Linked DNA regions of Mus musculus: region 1 is linked to region 2. Evidence: chromatin contacts called from ENCODE POLR2A ChIA-PET data. All regions are on one chromosome and are shown on one strand. Each heading gives the region's core, a stretch centred on a gene start or an enhancer-like site at or near the end of the contact. The rest is flanking DNA. Distances are from core to core; before and after follow the strand shown. Region 1 overlaps Eml6 (echinoderm microtubule associated protein like 6). Region 2 holds the start of Rtn4 (reticulon 4).

Region 1 (2,700 bases), core at 82-2,581, 55 kb before region 2:
TCTATGACCTTACTCAGGGCACAAGTCTGAACCGGATCGGCTACTGCAAAGACATCCCAAGCTTTGTCATTCAGATGGACTTTTCTGCAGACAGCAAATACATTCAGGTATGCTTCTCGTTAACTTGTCTCAGGGGCAACCAAGAAAAAACACTGTTTCCACATGAGTGCTTACTGTGTCCTGGGCACCATGCTAACTTCCAAGTACTATCCCTATTTTATAAATGTAGAGACAGAGGCTTGGATAATTAGGAAAGTAATTGTGTGTGTGTGTCTGTGTGTACAAGTCTTTTCGTAAGAAACAAAAACAAAACATGAATACCAGGGAACATATCCCCAGTCACCTTTACCCTACCTCCACCAGCTCATCATCAAAATTTCCTCATTTCTGCCTGAGGAGATGGCGCAGCAGGTAACTGTGCCTGCTGCTAACCAAGTCCAACCCCTCCCCCTGACCCACATGATGGAAGGAGAGATCTGATCCCTACAATTTGTCCTCTGGCAAGTACCACAGCAGGCATTTGCATGTACGCACATGCACCGGAGGACTAATTTCAATAAGTTTTAGAAAACTTCCGAATTTCTAGTTCTTTAGGTCTGCACTTCTAAGCTTGCTATTGTTTATTCTCCAAATTCTATTGGGAAGTATGGCTGCTGCATTCCAGAATGGGCTGGAGACCTCACGACTGGGTCTCTGCACAGCTGAGAGGCAAGATCAAGGGGTCCTACCTTTGGGACTTGTGGCTAACAACAGAAGTTACTTCAGCATTCAGCATCTGTGAGCCTGGAAAGAGGAGTGCTTAAGCCAGGCGGTGGTGGGGCACACCTTTAATCCCAACACTTGGGAGGCAGAGGCAGGCAGATTTCTGAGTTCAAGGCCAGCCTGATCTACAAAGTGAGTTCCAGGACAGTCAGGGCTACACAGAGAAACCCTGCCTCAAAAAACAAGAAAGAAAAAGAAAGGAAGGAAGGAAGGAAGGAAAGGAAGGGAGGGAGGGAGGGAGGAAGGAAGGAAGGAAGGAAGGAAGGAAGGAAGGAAGGAAGGAAGGAAGGAAGGAAGGAAGAAGGGAGAGGGGGAGGAGAGGAGAACCTATATTCATTTTTCAAATGTATCCAACAAAGCCTCAGCTAGGCAGGCTTTTGGATAGATATAGTATGTTCATTTCTTCTGGAGCTTATCACACTTCCATGGAGAAGGCAAGGACTGACAGTCAAGGCAAAGTGTAGCTTGTCAGGCAGCATCTGAAGAGGCACTCAACTTAGACCTGCCTCCCTTCTAAAAAAGCATTCGTTAGGCTGAGCAATGTCTGCCCTGTAGGAGGGAGTTAACAAAGGGGGCAGGATTTCTGTCCCAAGCCATCTGCATTGAAAACCTGAGGTGGGAAAGATTTAGGATCTTTCCATGAACTCAAGGAAAACCCTGGTGACATGGGTAGAGACACCATCCCCATGGGGAGAGAAGAGACCTAGGATGTAAGACACTGGCAAGTGTCCTTTAATGTGAAAACAGTGGCCAGTTTCCTTTAGGAGACTCCAAGAGGGCACTTGACATGTTCACCATCCCTCGTGGTGGGGGTAGAAATGGATAGAAGATACTCTGAATTTTAACATAGGCTGTTGTGTGTTGACAGGGGTTGGGGAGGTAGAACACACCCTACCTATGAATTTTAGCATGGGCTGTGGGGCAACGGACTGTTTATTGGCTTTGTAGCCAGGAGCTGAGTTTGGATTTAAAGAAAAGCGTAACTGGGGCAGAGTTAGTGTTGGGAAAGACAGCCAAGAGAGTCTGTGGAACTGAGGAAGCAGATGGACTCAGTTCCTCTCCTCTTGCAGGTGTCAACAGGAGCCTATAAGCGCCAAGTACATGAAGTTCCCCTGGGGAAGCAAGTAACTGAAGCCATGGTTGTTGAGAAGATCACCTGGGCTTCCTGGACAAGGTAAATGAAGAGAACTCTGGTTGAGGAAGAGGCCCCAGCTCTGCCTCTGGGTTTGTGATGGCCAGGATAGGAAGAGCTGAGATGAAACTGTCTTTTCTCAGTGGGGGAGGATGCAAAGCTGCTAGACACTGGCTTAGGGGAGGATTTTATGCGATCAGGGCTTTCTTTTTGTTTAATCATTCGTACCAACCCCAAGCCACATTCAGCAAGTTCAAATGTTTTGCCAAGCCCAGCAACAATGAAGCTTCTAGTAACCTAAAGATAAAAGGTACAGGAACTCTGTCCTTGCCAACATACATATTCAGTGGAACTATAAGGAAGAAAAAATAAAATAAAAGTTTTCTTTCTGGAATGTAGGGGAGTTGGGGAAGGGCTGTGCCTGGTGGTGAAAATGCAGAGCAGGGTGTGCCCACGTGACCAAATGACCTACAATTCCTATCTACTTTTTACCTTAGGAGGGGACAACAACCCTAGGAAACTATGTCCCATCTTCCTAATACCTTTTCCTCTTGGAACAGTGTTCTCGGAGATGAAGTCATTGGAATCTGGCCACGAAACGCAGACAAGGCTGATGTCAACTGTGCATGTGTGACCCATGCTGGCTTGAACATTGTCACAGGGGATGACTTCGGGCTGCTGAAGCTCTTTGATTTTCCATGCACAGAAAAATTCGTGAGTCCTCCTGAGCTGTCTCCGGACCATGCTCCTATACAGTCATATAGATGACCTTCAGTTATCATGGATCCAGCCCCATGGGGCTTTGG
Region 2 (2,700 bases), core at 83-2,582:
GTTAGCAGCTCGGCCAGTTCCCCACCAATAAAGGGAGAAAGAAACAGGGGATTAGTGCAAGGGGATCCCCCGACGCCCGGCAGGAAGGAAGGCAGGCCCTAAAAAATAAAAAAACTGTAGAGTGGTCGACAAACGCCCATCCTTTAAATAAAGGGATTAGGGCACCACAGCCTTCCCATTCCCACCTCCAAGCCCAGCCCAGCCCAGCCCAGCCCAGCCCAGCCCAGCCCAGCCCAAGGAATCCACCATCCTAGTTCTTCAACACACTCCTAGCTGCTGATAGGCGAGAACTTCGTGCTGGAATGGGAACCAGCGACTTGGCAGCGGTGCACGTGCTCCCCGAAACCCCGACAAACAATGAAGGCACCCAGGCTTCCGAGGCCGCCCCACCCTTCTGCCCGCCTCCCGCCAGCGGGGGCGCCATCACCCTGCCACTCGTAGACAAAGCCCTAGGGTCCCGAGCAGCCCTGCCCGTCCCCTCCTCCCCCGGGCCAAGACACAAAAGAGGGAGGGGCGTAACGCGCAGCAGCACTCACCCACTGAGCCCGAGCCCCTGCGCTTGGGCGCGGCCGGCGTGGAAGGGGGCGCGGCGGGCTCCGCTAGGGGGCTCGCGCCGGCTGGCGCCGGAGGCCGCGCTGGAGGCTCGTCGTCCTCCGGGAGCTTGGAGGGCAGGACTGCGGCAGCGGGCGGCAGGGATGGCGCGGACGCCGCGGGGCTGCGTTCCCAGGACGGCTGCCTCTCAGGGGCGGTGGGGGGCGCGGCCGGCAGCGGCCCGCGGGGCGCGGGGGGCACCGAGTCGCTGCTGAAGTCCAGCAGCGGTGCGGCGGCGGGGGGCACCGGAGCCGCGGACAGCCCGGCTGCGGGCTTCCTCTCCAGCACCTCCAATTCCTCCAGGTCCTCGTCGTCCTCCTCCTCCTCCTCGTCTTCCTCGTCCTCCTCGTCCTCGGGCTCCGTCACGAACTGGTACTTGAAAGCGGGCGGGGGCCGGGGCGGGCTATCCGCGGACGAGGAGACCAGCGACGACTGGTCTATGTCTTCCATGGTCGGCGATGATGCTGCAGCTACTGCCGCCGCGGGCCACTTCTCCTCAGAGCCGCGGGCGGTTGTGGGGGTTGGGCAGGACTGGCAGAGGCCGGGCTGGCCGAACCAAGCCGAGGAACCCGCAAAGGCGACAGCTCCAGGAACAATAAGACTTCTCCTCCTGCCTCCGCGCTCGAGATGCGCCACCCGCCCTGTCCTCAGTTGCAGCAGCCGCCGCCGCCCAGATGAGCAACTGAGAGAGGAGGGCAGACTCTCCGCCCAGTTTGGCGTGACTCACCTTCCCGGCAGGGGAGGGCTGGCTGGCGCGGGGGACAGAGAGCCAATAGGCTGCGGGATAGAGAAGATGGATCACGGGGTTGTCCAATAGAAATAGGGTGCAGGCGGAGCCTGCCATACTTCCTTGGTGGCGTTCGGAGGGCGGGGTTTGGAGCTGGGATCCACCCCCACCTAGTGTAGTTGGGGAATGGGGCGGGGACTTGGCCTTGCCTACAGCGGGATTTTAGTCTACCAAAAGGGGGCGGGCTGCGGTCCCAGGATTTGGAGAGTTTTCCAAGAAGCCTGTGGAAGGGCGTTATCCTGGGGACCTAGGAGTGGAAAGTTTCCTCCCCGAAAAGGGAAAAAAAAAAAAAAAAGTGGAGAAAGGTACTAACAAGACTGAATTAGGTCTTACGGATTTTTTTAGATAAAAGACTTATTTTCAGACATGGTCCCAACGCATAACTACCACCACCTCAAAAGGAGAAAGAAAAACAAAACATTTATTTGACACTTTCAAGTTCCCTCCCTTTCTAGACTGCAGGCCTGGAATGAGGTAGGCAAAACAGCTGTGCTAGATTACCCGGAGCTCTGGGCTCACTGTTTAGAATGCTTTCGGCCTTGCATTCTGCTGGACTCTAAAAGTGCACGGAGAATGAGTCACCAGAAAGGGAGAAGGGGGAAGGAACGTTGAAATAGATGCCTTGGAAGGCAAAATTGGTTCACTATTTTTCACTCACCTCAGGCTGATGAGTCAACATCCCGGATGATTCAGGCTTCCTAGGAGTCGGGAAGCCCTACACTCACTGGTTTGATATGCTGGAATGGCATGTCTCCTGATGTGCGGTCCCCCCCACCCCCACCCCCCCAAAGCTACACTTTAAAGAAAACGGTAGCCAGGTGTGGTGGCACATGCCTTTAATCCCAGCACTTGGGATGCAGAGGCAGGTGGATTTCTGAGTTCGAGACCAGCCTGGTCTACAAAGTGAATTCTAGGACAGCCAAAGCTACACAGAGAAACCCTGTTTCAAAAAATCAAAAGAAAGAAAGAAAGAAAGAAAGAAAGAAAGAAAGAAAGAAAGAAAGAAAGAAAGAAAACGGTAGAACATAGAAAACTTTGCTTCAAGGTTTGCAGAGTCCCTTTATCTTTCTTATACACTTTTCAAAAATACTGGCTGCATGCCTACTCTGGAGAGAGGATTGCCTGCATTCCAATTGTTCAGTCTACATGTGCACTGTCTAGTACTGAAGCAACTGGCTGCTTTTAGCTCCTGAGCACTGAAATGAAGTGTGTTCTGTGAATAAAATACACACTACATTCCCAGAATTTATAAGAAATGTTATAATTTCTGTTTCACATTGGTTTTATGTTGGCATTGATAGTATTTTGGATATAGTGGGATG

Evidence for each region. ChIA-PET counts read pairs that join two places held with the same protein, here RNA polymerase II (POLR2A).
Region 1: POLR2A ChIA-PET joins it to region 2 with 14 read pairs in embryonic stem cell. The contact joins the enhancer-like site here to the promoter of Rtn4 in region 2. POLR2A ChIA-PET finds 5 or more read pairs at or near these places in 3 of 5 experiments (Patski and embryonic stem cell).

The regions. Positions count from the first base shown.
Region 1 is chr11:29,746,666-29,749,365 of GRCm38, reverse strand. Eml6 (echinoderm microtubule associated protein like 6) reads left to right here. Exons shown (of 42, transcript NM_146016.2): 38 at 1-107; 39 at 1,833-1,936; 40 at 2,455-2,608. Among named protein-coding and RNA genes, the nearest start is that of Rtn4, 55 kb to the right of the region's middle. Within about 2 kb of position 1,331, at least 1 of the 3 ENCODE cell types and tissues checked has a DNase peak (open chromatin) inside an H3K27ac peak, as active enhancers do.
Region 2 is chr11:29,691,530-29,694,229 of GRCm38, reverse strand. Rtn4 (reticulon 4) reads right to left here and starts at 1,332. Exons shown (of 9, transcript NM_194054.3): 1 at 537-1,332. The coding sequence starts at 1,041.